Regions from separate parts of the Homo sapiens genome. Here region 1 is linked to region 2. Evidence: read pairs that join two places in POLR2A ChIA-PET (ENCODE). Cell type or tissue: B cell. All regions are shown on one strand. Region 1 has its middle 15 kb from the start of CBFA2T2. Region 2 overlaps CBFA2T2 (CBFA2/RUNX1 partner transcriptional co-repressor 2).

Evidence for each region. ChIA-PET counts read pairs that join two places held together with the same protein. Peaks named below come from ENCODE experiments on the same cell type or tissue, not always from the same donor. Only the 100,000 strongest peaks of a DNase experiment are listed, where the experiment ranks them.
Region 1: POLR2A ChIA-PET joins it to region 2 with 12 read pairs; 15 of 35 experiments call an interaction of 5 or more read pairs at or near these places.

What each region holds. Positions count from the first base shown.
Region 1 is chr20:33,471,518-33,479,517 of GRCh38, reverse strand. No RefSeq gene overlaps it. Among named protein-coding and RNA genes, the nearest start is that of CBFA2T2, 15 kb to the left of the region's middle. RefSeq lists an enhancer at 1,512-2,427. In B cell, no CTCF peak of the experiment used is centred here; a DNase peak (open chromatin) is centred at 3,247.
Region 2 is chr20:33,549,291-33,557,290 of GRCh38, reverse strand. All of the region lies in intron 1 of CBFA2T2 (CBFA2/RUNX1 partner transcriptional co-repressor 2), which reads right to left. Among named protein-coding and RNA genes, the nearest start is that of CBFA2T2, 63 kb to the right of the region's middle. RefSeq lists enhancers at 1-206, 1,952-2,111. In B cell, no CTCF peak of the experiment used is centred here; DNase peaks (open chromatin) are centred at 2,130 and 4,448; H3K4me3 peaks cover 1,200 bases; H3K27ac peaks cover 3,885 bases.

The sequences.
Region 1 (8,000 bases), 78 kb after region 2:
GAGACAGAGTCTTGCTCTGTTGCCCACGCTGGAGTGCAGTGGTGCGATTTCGACTGACTGCAACCTTGGCCTCCTGGGTTCAAGCGATTCTCCTGCCTCAGCCTCCCGAGTAGCTGGGATTACAGGCATGTGCCACCACGTCCGGCTAACTTTGTATTTTTAGTAGAGACAGGGTTTTGCCATGTTGGCCAGGCTGGTCTCGAACTCCTGACCTCAAGTGATCCGCCCGCCTTGGCCTCCCAAAGTGCTGGGATTACAGGTGTGAGCCACCGCACCCGGCCAAGTGCTACTTTATATAAGGAAGCAGAGAGAGTGTTCTCTAAGGAGGTGTTAATTAAACTCTAAAACCTGGAGAAGGTAAGACAGCCGCCAGGCTGAGTAAGGGTAGCAGGAACAAAGGCCCGGAGGCAGAAAGATGGCTGCACAGAAAGGACATCAGGATACAGCAGAGACTGAGAAAGGGGACTGCGGCCAGATAACGTGGGGCCTGGTAGGCCATAGTAAGAAATCTGACTTTATTTTTTATTTCTAATTTAATTTAATGTATTTATTTGAGACTGGGTCTCACTCTGTCACTCAGGCTGGAATGCAGTGGCACGATCATGGCTCACTGCAGCTTTGACCTCCTGGGCTCAAGTGACCCTCCCATCACAACCTCCTGAGTAGCTGAGACCACAGACACACCTGGCTAATTTTAAATTTTTTTTTTTTTTTGAGACAGAGTCTCACTCTGTTGCCCAGGCTGGAGTGCAGTGGCGTGATCTCCGCTCACCACAACCTCCACCTCCTGGGTTCAAGCGATTCTCCTGTCTCAGCCTCCCAAGTAGCTGGGACTACAGGCGCATGCCCCCATGTCCAGCTAATTTTTGTATTTTTAGTAGAGACGGGGTTTCACTATGTTGGCCAGGCTGGTCTTGAACTCCTGTCCTCGTGATCCGCCCGCCTCGGCTTCTCAAAGTGCTGGGATTACAGGCATGAGCCACTGCACCCAGCTAAAATTTTTTGTAGGGACAAGGTCTCTTTATGTTGCCCAGGCTGGTCTAGAGCTCCTGGGCTCAAGCAATCCTTCTATCTTGGCTTCCCAAAGTGCTGGGTTTATAGGCTTGAGCCACTGTGCTCTGCCAGGAATTTGAATTTGTTCTCCACAAATTTCAGAGCCTCTAGATAGTTTTGAGCAAAGGAGCGACATGATCATCCCTCTAGAGAGAAGGGTATGCCAGGGGAGGCAACGGTGGAAAACCACTGGGTGATTCTGGAGGGAGACCGTGATGGCTTGGAACAAGGTAGTGGCAGTAGAGATGGTGAGTAGGGGTTGGATGTGTGTTCTGTTTGAAGGTGGAGATGGTGGAGTTTGCTGATGGCTTGTTTGTGGGGTATGGAAAAGAGCAGGATGAAGGGTGACTCCAAGGTTCTGGGCTGAGCAGCTGAAAGGATGGAGCAGCCACAGGCTGAGGTGGTGACAGCTGTGGGATGAACAAACACATGCCAAGGGCGAAAGCAGGAGTTCAGGTCTGGGGATGTTAACTTTGGGATGTCTGCATGAGGGTGTAGATAGGATTGGGGTTTCTCCACTCCTGCTTTTCTCTGCTGGTGGTGTTGGGGCCACAGTGGATGTGGAATGTGTATAGGTTGAAATAATCTGAATGTGACTTATTCGCACCTTCCACAGCCTCCAGTGCAGATGAGCCTTGGCCTTTGTGAGGTTGCCAAGCCTTTCCTCCCCCTGCACTCTGGGCCTCCCATCTGGAGCACCTGCCCCAGGTGTCAGCTGTGCTGGAAACTGTTCATTCCAGGCCCAGACTTATTATGTGATCTTAAACTGCCTCTGGGAGATAGTGGGGACAGGGCCCACAATTCCCCAGGGCTTCCCTCCCTCGTCCACCTCCGAAGGTGGAGGCTTCTGCTGGCGCCTGGGACAGAGTTGGGTGCAGTTGTTTGCTTTACAACACCAACAATTGAGCCTATCCCCTCGGTGCCCCAGGGCACAGCTCCACACCTGTTCTCCAGCCTCCATCCCAGGTGCAGGCCCTGCAGAGAACAAAAGAACACCTTCGCACCAAGGTCATTGCAAGTACAAACTATGGAGGGTTAGGAACTATTTGCAGTTTCAGCCACCCACTGGGGGTTTTGGAATCTATGCCCAGAGGATACAGTGGGGGTGGGGTGGGGCAGATTACTGTGCCTCGATGGGCCTTGTTGGGGGTGAGGGGAAGAAAGGCTGCAGAGAAGAGAGCCCTATTCTGAAAAGGGAGAAAAACTCTGGAGAATTAGAGGGTTTGAATCAGCACTATCCCAGAGAACATTCTGCAGTGATCTGTGCAGCTCAGTATGATAGCCACCGCACATGGCTGTCGAGCACTTCAAATTTGGCTGGTGCAACTGAGGAACTAAAGTACCAATTTTATTTAATTTTAATTAATTGAAATTTAAATAGCCTAGTGGCCACCCAATGGACAGCACATGTTTCCTTTCCTTTTATTTTATTTTATTTATTTCGCTCTGTTGCCCAAGCAGGAGTGTAGTGGCTTGATTTCGGCTCACCACAATCTCCGCCTCCCGGGTTCAAGCGATTCTTCTGCCTCAGCCTCCCTATTAGCTGGGACTACAGGCTCGCGCTACCATGCCCGGCTAATTTTTCTTTGTTTGTTTGATTTTCTTTTTTTTTTTTTGAGACGGAGTTTCACTCTTGCTGCCCAGGTTGGAGTGCAATGGCACGATCTCAGCTCACTGCAACCTCTGCCTCCCAGGTTCAAGCGATTCTCCTGCCTCAACCTCCCAAGTAGCTGGAATTACAGGCGCCCGCCACCACGTCCGGCTAATTTTTTGTGTTTTTAGTAGAGACGGGGTTTCACCATGTTAGCCAGGCTGGTCTCGAACTCCTGACCTCGTGATCCACCTGCCTCAGCCTCCCAAAGTGCTGGGATTATAGGTGTGAGCCACTGTGACCGGCCAAATTTTTGTATTTTTAGTAGAGACGGGATTTCACTATGTTGGCCAGGCTGATCTCGAACTCCTTACCCCGTGATCCGCCCACTTCGGCCTCCCAAAGTGCTAGGATTACAAGCATGAGCCACTGCGCCAGGCCAGCACAGGTTTTAACAGTTAACTCTGGAGGATGTTTAGATAATAACAGCTCTTGTTTGTTGAACACCCACTTTATTCCAGGCACATCACACACATCTTACTCCTCGCAACCACTGTATAGGAAAGTGTTGCCTCCGTTTTACAGATAAGGAACAGTGGTGAAGCCACTGAGCAAAGTCCCAGAATGAGGAAGTGCTGAAGGCTGAAAGGGAACACCCAAAATCACATTTTATAACCCCACTCAAATAAATAAGCCCCAAGGACCAGGCTGGCTTTGTGGCAGTCTAGCTCTACACAAATGAATGGGGTGTGCAAATTGCTAAAAGATGCAAATCAGCCTCCGATTTGGGGGACAAAAGCTCAGACCCTCTGGTCACACCCTGAGTCTTTCTGGGCTGTGGGCGGATGGGGGCAGAGGCTGAGTGACAGGGAGGGACCTGGGAGGAGGGGGTATTGGGGTGGGGGTGGGGCTGGCCAGCTGGTGTCGGAGACCCAGGACATCAGCTGGCTGGCGGGCTGGCAGGCTCAGACAATGGGCGGGGGGCCTGGTTGGAACCCTCCTCCCTCTGTGCCTGGCCCTCTCTGCACCCTGGCCAGCTGCCATGACCACCTCTGGTCTGAGCCAGGGATCGTGGGGAGGAGGAGAGCATTGAGGGGGTTGAGGGGAGAGTGAAGGATGCTGGGGTGGACCGTCTGGAATGACCTAGGGTGGGAACGGGTTTGCAGAACAGGGGAGGTTAGGAAGGTCTCCTTGGTGCCAGACATTGCACAAGAGGATTTGCATGCGTCCTTCCGTTTGCTCCTCTCAAAGTCCCCCTGGTAATAGTAATAATAATTATTACCAACAATAGCAATCCGGTAGCTCATGCTGAGCCCACCTGGCTGGAGCTCAAGGTGTTATCTCAGTTAATCCTCACGACCGCCTTGGGAGTCAAGGACTTTTATTAGACCCTTTACCAAACCAGGCGCTCCAGGCTCAGAGCAGTTAAGGGACTTGTCTAACATCTCAGGGGTGGGAAAAAAAGGGTCTCTCTTCCACCTGAGGCTCTCACCCTTACTTTAAACTGAACACTTAATCTCTGGGATTGGGAGACTTTTCCCCAACCGATAAAGATATGTGAAATTCAAACTTTAGTGTAATTAGGAGAGTTTTGTTGAAACACAGCCACCCGTGTCGTGTCGTTATGTATTGTCTGTTTGCTCAAATTGTGCATGGCTGATTGCTGTGACAGCATCAGGAGCCACAGGTCTCAGCGCCAGTATGGTATATGGTTTAGTCTGTTTCTCTCTCTTTTTTTTTTTTTTTTGAGATACGGTCTCGCCCTGTCACCCAGGCTGGAGTGCAGCGGCACGATCTCAGCTCACCACAACCTCCGCCTCCCAGCTTCAAGTGATTCTCCACTTCAGCCTCTCGAGTAGCTGGGATTACAGGTGCACATCACCATGCTTGGCCCCATTTTTTAATTTTTGATACAGATGGGGTTTCACTATGTTGGCCAGGCTGGTCTTGAGCTCCTGACCTCAGGTGATCTGCCCGTGTCAGCCTCCCAAAGTGCTGGGATTACAGGCTTGAACCACCGCACACGGTCTGCCTATCCCTTCTCTAGTTGGCCTCTTACCCAGGAGCTGGCTCTGGAGGGGCAGCTGGAATCCAAACTCTCAGTTCCCCGAAGGTCCTCCTCCCTCTGGCATCCCCTGATCCTTGGCAGCTCTTATGCCCAGCAGGTCTTTTTGCATCCTGCTTGCAAGAATGTGATGTGGTATTCATGCATTCATTCTACACGTATGCACTGTGTGCCAGGCACTGGTCTAGGTAGGAGTTACAAACTAGATATGGTCCTTGTCTGCAGACATCAATCAGTCATCCAGCACATCTCTAAATACAAACAGTAAAAGGGCACGTGTGGTGCCTCACGCTTGTAGTTCCTGCAGTTTGAGAGGCTGAGGTGGGAGAATTGCTTGAGCCCAAGAGTTTGAGACCAGCCTGGGCAACATGGTGGCACCCTGTCTCTACAAAAGGTAAGAAAAATAGCTGGGCATGGTGGTGAATGCCTGTGGTCCCAGCTACTCAAGAGACTGAAGTGGGAGGATCACTTGGGCCTGGGAGGTGGAGGCTGTGGTGAAATGAGATTGCACCACTTCACTCCAGCCTGGGTGACAGAGAGAAATCTTGCCTCAAATAAATACATAATTAAATGCAAACAGTACAGAGTCCTGTGAACAGAGTGTGGGGAGCTTGAAGAGCATTTGACAGGGAAGCAAAGTTAACCTGGCTGTCAGGGAGAGCTTCCTGGAGCAGGTGATGGTAACATTCGAGATCTGAAAAATGAGTAGGTTCCAGGTGCTAGGACATCCCTTTCTGGACTCATCCGTCTGCATCATTTCAATTCCTTTCCCTGTCCTAGGAGTGTAGATCTCATCTCAGGTGAGACCTATTTTTTAGGGAGACGGGCACAGTGACTCCCCTCTCCACCCATGAATTGAAACATTGAGTGGGGGTGGAGCATGCTAGAGAAGGCAGGTAGACAACTTAACAGTCACTACTGTTTTTTGTTTGTTTGTTTGTTTGTTTGTTTGAGACTGAGTCTTGCTCTGTTGACCAGGATGAAGTGCAGTGGTGCAATCTCAGCTCACCTCAACCTCTGACTCCCAGGTTCAAGCAATTCTCATGCCTCAGCCTCCCACATAGCTAGAATTACAGGTGCCTGCCACCACACCTGGCTAATTTTTGTATTTTTAGTAGAGATTGGGGTTTTGCCATGTTGGCCAGGCTGGTCTTGAACTCTTGACCTCAGGTGATCCACCTGCCTCGGCCTCCCAAAGTGCTGGGAGTAGAGGTGTGAGCCACAGTGCCAGGCCCGGTTTATATAATTATTTTTAAAATAGTGACTGCATGCCTGTAGTCCCAGCTACTCAGGAGGATGAGGTGGGAGGATCACCTGAGCCCAGGAGATGGAGGCTGCAGTGAGCTATGGTTGTGCCACTGCACTCTAGCCTGGGTGACAGGGTGAGACCCTGTCTCAAAAAAAAAAAAGAAAAATTTAAAAATCTCTGTCTTGTTAGAGCTTCTTACATTCTAGCCGAGGAGGAGTAAGTAATGTATGTGACATATTGTTAAGTGGTGATAAACAGCATGGAAAAAAACAAAGCAGGTGGCAGACAGACAATTTGCAATAAGGAGGTCAGGGAAGGCCTCCCTGGGAAAACGACAGTTTGAGCAGAGATCTGAGCAATTTATGTGGGTATCTGGGGACGCCTGCATTGCTGGAACATCAAGATGCCATGAAATTCAAATCAATAGCACTCTCAAGTCATGAAATTCTGAGTAATAGGATTCTATGGCCATGAAATGCTAATCAATATTTCTGTGGTGCCATAAAATTCTAATCAATAGAATTCTCTGGTTGTGAAATTCTAACTAATAGAACTCAGAAGCCTTGAAATTCTAATCTATCAGGAAACTTCTAGATGAAGGAAAGCTTCTGGGGTGCAAAAGTCTCAGTGATCAGTGGGGCGCGGTGGTGCACGCCTGCAGTCCCAGCTACTACGGAGGCTGAGACAGGATGATCACTAGGAGTTTGAGGCTGCAATGAGCTATAACTGTGCCTATGAGTAGCTGCTGCACTCCAGCCTGGGCGACAGAATGAGACCCAGTCTCTTTTTCGTTTGTTTTTGAGAAGGAGTTTTGCTCTGTTGCCCAGGCTAGAGGGCAGTAGCACAATCTCAGCTTACTGCAACCTCTGCCTCCTGGGTTCAAGCAGTTCTCCTGTCTCAGCCTCCTGGGTAGATGGGACTATAGGCACATGTCACCATGCCTGGCTAATTTTTGTATTTTTAGTAGAGACAGGATTTCACCATATTGGTCAAGCTGGTCACGAACTCCTGACCTCAGGTGATCCACCCACCTCGGCCTCCCAAAGTGCCGGGATTACAGGCATGAGCCACCGCGCCTGCCCGAGACCCAGTCTCTTAAAAAAAAAAATTAGTGAGCTGGGCATGGTGGCTCATGCCTATAATGACTCTGAAATGGAGACTAAGTCTTGCTCTGTTGACCAGGATGAAGTGCAGTGGTGCAATTTCGGCTCACTGCAACCTCTGACTCCCAGGTTCAAGCAATTCTCATGCTTCAGCCTCCCACGTAGCTAGAATTACAGGCGCCTGCCACCATACCTGGCTAATTTTTGTATTTTTAGTAGAGATTGGGGTTTTGCCATGTTGGCCAGGCTGGTCTCGAACTCTTGACCTCAGGTGATCCACCCGCCTCGGCCTCCCAAAGTGCTGGGATTAGAGGTGTGAGCCGGGCATATTGGCTCACGCCTGTAATCCCCACTTTGGGAGGCCGAGGCGGGTGGATCACGAGGTCGGGAGATCGAGACCATCCTGGCTAACATGGTGAAACCCCGTCTCTACTAAAAATATAAAATCCAGGCAGATGTGGTGGTGGGCGCCTATAGTCCCAGCTACTTAGGAGGCTGAGGCAGGAGAATTGCTTGAACTCAGGAGGCGGAGGTCGCAGTGAGCGGAGATCGCACCACTGCACTCCAGCCTGGCCTGGGTAACAGAGCAAGACTCCGTCTCAAAAAAAAAAAAAAAGCATGAAAATAAAAAACAAAATTAGGGTTGAGCACGGTGGTTTATGCCTGTAATCCCAGCACTTTGGGAGGCTGAGGGGGGCGGATCACAAGGTCAAGAGTTCGAGACCAGCCCAGCCAATATGGTGAAACCCCGTCTCTACTAAGAATACAAAAATTAGCCAGACGTGGAGGCGCGTGCCTGTAATCCCAGTTACTCAGGGGCTGAGGCAGGAAAATCGCTTGAACCTGGGAGGTGGAGGTTGCAGTGAACCGAGATCGCACCACTGCACTCCAGCCTGGGTGACAGAGTGAGACCGTATGTCAAAAAAATAAATAAATAAA
Region 2 (8,000 bases):
CTGTAATCCCAGCACTTTGGGAGGCCAAGGCAGGCGGATCACAAGGTCAGCAGTTCGAGACCAGCCTGGCCAACATGGTGAAAACCCGTCTCTACTAAAAATACAAAAATTAGCCAGGCGTGGTGGTAGGCACCTGTAATCCAAGCTACTTGGGAGGCTGAGGCAGAAGAATCCCTTGAACCCAGGAGGCGGAGGTTGCAGTGAGCCAAGACCATGCCATTGCACTCCAGCCGGGGCAACAGAGTGAGGCTCTGTCTCAAAAAAAAAAAAAAAAAAAAAAAAAAAAGATAAGCATGCAACACCTTGGGCAAGAAAGTAAGAGACTGCTCAAAAATGACAGGGGTATGTCAAAAGAACACTAAAGCCAGTTAGAAGGGACTACCACTGGAATTGTGCAACAATTTAAGCATCAAAATAAATAATGATAGTAATGGATTAGAGCATAATCCATATTTAATTTTTTTAACCAATCAACAAGGAAGAAAGGAAAGCATTCCTTCATTAGAATGCCAATATGTAAATGCAGAAACAATGATGGAATTAGAAAATTACCACTAGTAGGGTGCAGCTGCTCATGCTTATAATGTCAGCACTCTGGGAGGTCAAGGTGGAACAATCACTTTAGGCCAGGAGTTCAAAATCTGCTTGGGCAACATAGTGAGACCTTGTCTCTACAAAAAAAAATTAAAAATTAGAAAAAAGAAAATCACCACTAGATGCTGAGACTACTAGTGAATAGAAAACTAATGAAAAACAGGACAACTTCATCATCTCTAAATATACCCAACAAATTACTTATTAATCACAAAGAGGATAGTAATTTTTGCAGTGGAGTAACCTGGCAGACATGACCTTAATACAATGATTAACCAATCACTAATATTGAGACACACTGATTATGTGCCTCCTTAAATGAGGCATTAAGGAGAATACATCCCTTCTATAGTATTCCAGCCTGAAATTCGTAACATTAATGTAATCATAAGGTAACGGCAACGAAACCCAAACTAAGTACAGAACAACTGGTCTGTATTCAAAATTGGAATGGTCAAGAAAAGAAAAGTACCAGGAGGGGAGAAGAGGAGGCAGGCAGGCTGAAGAACTGTTTTAGAATAAGAAAAATTAAAGAGCCGCAGTGGCTCACATTTGTAATCCCAAAACTTTGGGAGGCCAAGGAAGGTGGCTTACTTAAGGTAAGGAGTTCGAGACCAGCCGGAGCAACGTAGTGAGACTCCATCTCTACAAAAAGTAAAAAAAATTAGCCAGGCATAATGGCATGTGCCTATATTCCCAAGTATTCAGGAGGCTGAGGTTGGGGGATTGCCTGAGTCCAGGAGGTCAAGGCTGCAGTGAGCCATTATTGCACCACTGCACCCTAGCCTGGGCACCAGAATGAGACCCTGTCTCTAAGAAAGAAGAAAAAAGGAAAGAGGAAAGGGGAAAGGCAAGGAAGAAAGAGACATGCCAGTTAAATTCAGTGTGTGATGACAGACTGAATTGGATTGAGGTATAAGAGCTATAAAAGACATTATTGAAATAATTTATAAAACCTGAATATAGTCTGTGAATCAGGTTAATAGTATGGTATCATTATTACATTTTCTGATTTTGATAATTGTACTGTGGTTATGTGTGGTTATGTAAGAAAATGCCTTTGATTTCAGGAAATATGCATTTAAGTATTTAGGGATAAAAGGGCATATTTCCACTTTCAGAGTGGTTCAGGAAAAAAACTGTACCTCCAAAATACACACAATGATAAAGCAATTGGAGTAAAATGTAAACAACTTATAGAAAGTTGCAAGAACTCCTAAGTATTTTACTGTATCAAAAACAAAACAAAACAAAAAACAGAAAACAAGTCCCATCCATGACAAAAAAGTGTGAAGACACTCTTGTGGGTATTAAGTGAACATGTGTGTCAGTCCATGATCTAATGATCCCATTCATGACGGTCTCTTCTTTGGTTTCTTACTCTGATGATGACAACTACATGCCATTTTAATGTTTTTTTTTTTTTAAATTGGGCAGCCATTAGGCTGAGACAGCTGGCTCCAGTGCCTAGTAAGCAAACTGAAGCCCAATGTAAACATAAAATGAAACTTAAGCTTAACCAATCAAAAACAAACCTCTAACTAGGGACTTTCCACTGGATCATATCCAAATAAGGCAAGTGCCTAGCTACAGCCAATCAAGTAATTCCTTTACTTTGCTACAGCGTTCAGCCTATAAAAGCCTGCTTCTAAAGCAGAGCTCTCTGAACTTCTTCCAGTTTTGAATGCTGCCTGAATCCTTTAATGCTCACCTAAATTCTGCTAAATGTCTGTCTAAAGTTTTTATTTAAACAATTCTGAACATTTTTAAGTTGTTATTTTTTCTTATGTAATATTCATTTTAATACCTATAATGGGTACTCTGACATTCAATCTAAATTAATAGAAAACAGAAAAATAATTCTACAAATACACTTGAGATGCAGACATCTGAGTTTGATTTATCAGATCAAATCTCTCATCTAGCACATAAAAATGATTCTAGACTTTCAAACAACGTTAAAAAAGAAAAACAGCCAGGCGCAGTGGCTCACACCTGTAACCCCAGCAATTTGGGAGGCTGAGATCACTCCACTGCACTCCAACCTGGACAACAAAAGCGAAACTCCATCTCAAAAAAAAAAAAAAAAAAAAAAAGAAAAGAAAAAGGAAAAGGAAAGAAAAGAAAAGAAAAGAAAAAAGAAAAATAGGCCGGGCGCAGTGGCTCACCCCTGTAACCCCAGCAATTTAGGAGGCTGAGGTGGGCAGATCACTTGAGGTCAGGAGTTCGAGAACAGCCTGGTCAACATGGTGAAACCCCGTCTCTACTAAAAATACAAAACCTAGCTGGGCCAGGTGGCACAAGCCTGTAATCCCACTCAGGAGACTGAGGCAGGAGAATCACTTGAACCCAGGAGGCGAAGGCTGCAGTGAGCTGAGATCATGCCTCTGCACTCCAGCTTGGGTGACAGAGCAACACTGTCTGAAAAAAAAAAAAAAAAAGAAAAAAGTAAGAAAAATAAACACTGGTGCTTATAGTGAATTTGCTTTTCATTGTAATAACTCCTTACTTGCACAGAAGTTCTGCAAACAGCAACCTGGAATGTTTCTTCATCTGTCACTTAAGAACAAAATAATATTATATGGTATTTCAAGCATCAGGTTGCAAAAATAGTCTTTTTTGAAAATGAAACGCATTGTAAAATTTCAATCTACATTTTAATCTATCCCAAAACCAAACCAATCTTTTTATTTTAACATCAATATCAAGAATCATGTTTTACTTAAATACAAATGTAAAGTTAACAAAAGCATATGCCTACTAGTAAACTGGAGAAACTAAAAATATATAATTAATATATTTAAGATTGTATTTTACATTACTTTAAGATCAGACTTTTTAAAAATCACCTCTTTAACATCTACCATACAAAAATAAAATCATTTTTCAAAAAACCCTAAGAGGGGATTTGCAAGATTGCATAACAAGGGCTTTCAAGTCCAACAAGATCAGGGGATGATGATTTATAGTAGAAGTCAGCAAACTTATAGCCTGCTTAGCGTTTTAGTAAACAAAGTTTCACTGGAAAAGGACCATGCCCATTCCTTTACATATTGTCTATCTATGGCTGCTTTCCTGCCGCATTAGCAGGGTTGGGACAGAGATCGTGTGGCCCACAAAGCCAAAAACGGTCACTATATGACCCTTTACAAAAAACTAAACTCTGGCTGGGCATGGTGGCTCACGCCTGTAATCCCAGCACTTTGGGAGGCTGAGGCTGGTAGATTACTTGAGGTCAGGAGTTCGAGACCAGCCTGACCAATATGGTGAAACCATGTCTCTACTAAAAATACACACAAAAAATTAGCCAGGCGTAGTGGCGTGCACCTGTAGTCCCAGCTACTCGGGAGGCTGAGACAGGAGAACTGCTTGAACCCGGGAGGTGGAGGCTGCAGTGAGCCAAGACTGTGCACCATTGCACTCCCGCCTGGGTAACAGAGTGAAACTCCCTCTAAAACAAAAAACATAAACTAAACTCTGATTTATAGCAACAACGTAGCTTTACAAAAAAAAGTTCTAATACTCAAACACCTACTGAGGTTACACTAAGTGCAGGAGACACAGTAAAGAAAAATAGTCTCTGCTCTCAGGGAGCTTACAGTCTATTGAGAAAAGTAATGTAATTATCATACAAACAAACATAATAATATATACTAAGTGCTATAAAGAAAAAAACCAGAACTATGAGCTTCACAGCAGGGACTAGAGTTAAGGGGTGTGCTATATAGACATAATCTCTGATGAAATGAAATTTGACAGAGGAGAAGTAGATCAGGTTAAAAAGGGGGATGGGGTGGAGATGAAGAATATTCAGAAGTATTTCAGGCAGAGGGAACAGAATAATATAGGAACCCTGAGATGGTAAAAGGTATGACTAGCAGAAAGAAGCAGGAGGAAGTCAGCATGTATGGACAGCATTAAACGTGCAGAAGGACGATGAAGTGGAGTGACAAGCAAGGGGACATTTCACACATTTGCTGGGGTGCAGGGGACAGCATAAGCCCATTTGTCTCACTTCCTAAATGTTAGATAATCTTGCAAACTCCTGTGACAACAAAGGCTATCTTATTCACTATTCTGTCTTATTCACCTTCACATCCACACGGCTTGACAGTGTTTAACAATGCTCAAAAAAATGTTTAGAATTTGAAATGTACAACTGATCAGAAAATAGTGTCTTCCTTTTTTTTACAGCAAACATTTCAAGAGACACTGATTTCCCCTTACAATTCAGCAGAAAGAGCCTGGAGTAGCTGTTTCACTGATTCAATTACTAAGCCAATTATCTAAATCCCTAAAACTCTCATCTGTCAAAAATCAGAAGACAGGACCAGGTGTCACCTGAGGTCCTCTGAAGCTTTGTTTCTTTCTATTTAGCACATGTTTAAACAGCTCAAGATCCAATTATTCTTCCATGTAGTCTCATAACATCATTGTTAAGTCAAATAACCTGAAAATGCTCTCCACAAACAAGATATTCTAATTTTCCAATTTATATGACAATGTGTAGATTCCAGTTTTATTAGTTATTAAAGACTTCATAAATGGTTGTGTATTTGCTTCACACACTGAGCATTACAAAGCTTGGAAAAAATTTTGTCAACTTAAAAAAAAAAAAAAACCAGGGAAGCAATCAAACTCAAAAGTGATCTTGAAAATTAAAACTGAACAACAATTCTGATGTTTGAGTCATCAGCCCTTATGGGACACAAGTCAGACTACAGCAGCTGTGGACCATCATTTAAAATCAAGAATTTTACGTAAGCAGAAAAAAAAAGGGCAGGGAGGGCAAGAAGAGAAAAAGGAAAAAAAAATCAAGAATTAAACTTAATAGTGATAGAAGATTTTTAAAAGTTGATGGAACAGGCCAGGAGAAGTGACTCACACCTGTAATCCCAGCACTTTGGGAAGCCAAGGTGGGCGGATTTCTTGAGGTCAGGAGTTCAAGACCAGCCTGGCCAATATGGTGAAACCCCGTCTCTACTAAAAATACAAAAATTAGCCGGGCGTGGTGACACACGCCTGTAATCCCAGCTACGATGGGAGACTGAGGCACAAGAATTGCTTTAACCCAGGAAGTGGAGGTTGCAATGAGCTGAGATCACACCACTGCACTCCAGACTGGGTGACAGAGAGAGAATCAATCAACAACAACAAAACATTGATGGAACAAAAGCACAGAGCTGGGTGTGGTGGCTCACACCTGTAATCCCAGCACTTTGGGAGGCCAAGGCAGGCAGATCACCTGAGGTCGGGAGTTCGAGACCAGCCTGACTAACATGGAGAAACCCCGTCTCTACTAAAAATACAAAATTAGCTGGGCGTGGTGGTGCATGCCTGTAATTCCAGCTACTTGGGAGGCTGAGGCAGGAGAATCACTTGAACCCAGGAGGCTGAGGTTGCAGTGAGCCGAGATTACGCCATTGCACTCCAGCCTGGGCGACAACAGCGAAACTCCATCTCAAAAAAAAAAAAAAGCACAGAAAATAAATGGAAGTCAAAAATTTCACTTGCTGGAATAAACCAACAGTTAATTGTATATTTTAAGTAAGGGATATACAGTTACTCTACTCAAATGAGACCACCAACTGATTTCCTTCTTTCACTATGAACACTTCCGTCGAATGAGCTCTTCACCTGGAAAACTATCCATACTTAAAGACTTATGGCTCCCCTTTAGGAGCAATGATTCCTGAAACAGCATTGACAACTCTCCACCCCAACTCATGTAGCTTCCAACTCATGTAGCTTGACAGCAGATAAGACCACATCAAGGCCAAGCGTGGTGGCTCACGCTTGTAATCCCAGCACTTTGGGAAGCCGAGAGGGGACGGATCACCTGAGGTCAGGAGTTGGAGACCAGCCTGGGCAAGGTGGTGAAACCCCGTCTCTAATAAAAATACAAAAATTAGCCAGGTGTGGTGGTACGAACCTGTAATCCCAGCTACTAGGGAAGCTGAGGCAGGAGAATTGCTTGAACCCGGGAGCGGAGGTTGCAGCGAGCTAACAGCGCACCACTTCACTCCAGCCTGGGCGAAAACAGCGAAACTCCATCTCTACATAAATAAATAAATAAATAAATAAATAACCACATTAGTACTTCAGACTTTGAGTTATTTGTTGACCAAATGTACCCATTACTGTTCTCTGAGGACAGGTGGTGTGTCTTGATTAACATGTTTAATGCTTATTTGTTGGGTAAATAAATTAAAATATGCTGTTTGTTTAAAAAATAAATTTAACAGGATCAAACCACAAAGCATTAGCTTAGAAAGAATCCAAGCCAATCCCTCCATTTAATTAAAATAGGGGGAGGGGAGTTAAAGTCTGAAAGGGTGAATTAAATTTCTATTAAATGTGATGTATTCAAATCAAATTATGCTGTCTTCAAGAATTTTTTAATGGGAGGATTTTGACAAAAAATTAATAATTTCAAGACTACTTTGCTAATAAGTATTAAAAATTATTGCCCCTGAACTGGTTTTTCCAAACATCGTGGCCATTTTCACCATCCTGTCCCATCCAAAATAAGGTATCATTCATACTTGGGGTATACACCTATTTGCAAAGACAATGTAGAACGTTATTACATTTGTTAAGTTATTAAAATCTATAGCTCTTAGTATCTTCTGGAAGGCTTTATGTGGAAAAAACTGTCCAAATTCTATAAGACAGGTATTTATTGAACCCTATTTTATAAACTTAAAACAAAGAAGGATGCTGTCTTTGATGTGTCTGAAACCCTAACATGAACCCCAACTGCCAGTGTTCTATCTCCCTCTTGGTCCCAATCTCTCAGGACACCTGATTTAGAGAAAAAAAAAAAAAAAAAAAAGCAGCAGCCATCTATTATACATAAATGCCATCTGCAGACATGTGCTGTACTTGGACTACTCCTTTGCAGCAGGGGAAAAAACCTGTTGTCCCTCTGCCCCTGCCAACATTTTAAATAAGTTTTATTGAGGTATAATATACAGACCATAAAATTTGCCTATTTTCAGTGTACAAGTCAATGATTTTTAGTAAATTTACAGTTGTACGATCATCACAATTCCATTTTAGAACATTTTCATCACCCCTAAAAGATCCCTCATGTCCCTTTACAGCCCTAGACAACCACTACTAATCTTGCTTTCACTGTCCCTATAAATTCGCTATTCCTGGACATTTCACATAAATGAAAGGATATGTCATCTTTTGTGGCTTCTTTAATTTAGCAAAATATTTCTGAGCTTCATGCTGTACCATGTATCAAGATTCACTCCTTTTTACTGCTGAGTAGTATTCTACTGATGAATACACATTATGCTTATCTATTCACCAGTTAATGGGCATTTGGATTGTTTCCAATTTTTGGCTATTTAGTAATGCTGCTGGGAACAATCTACACAAGTTCAAAATGGTTG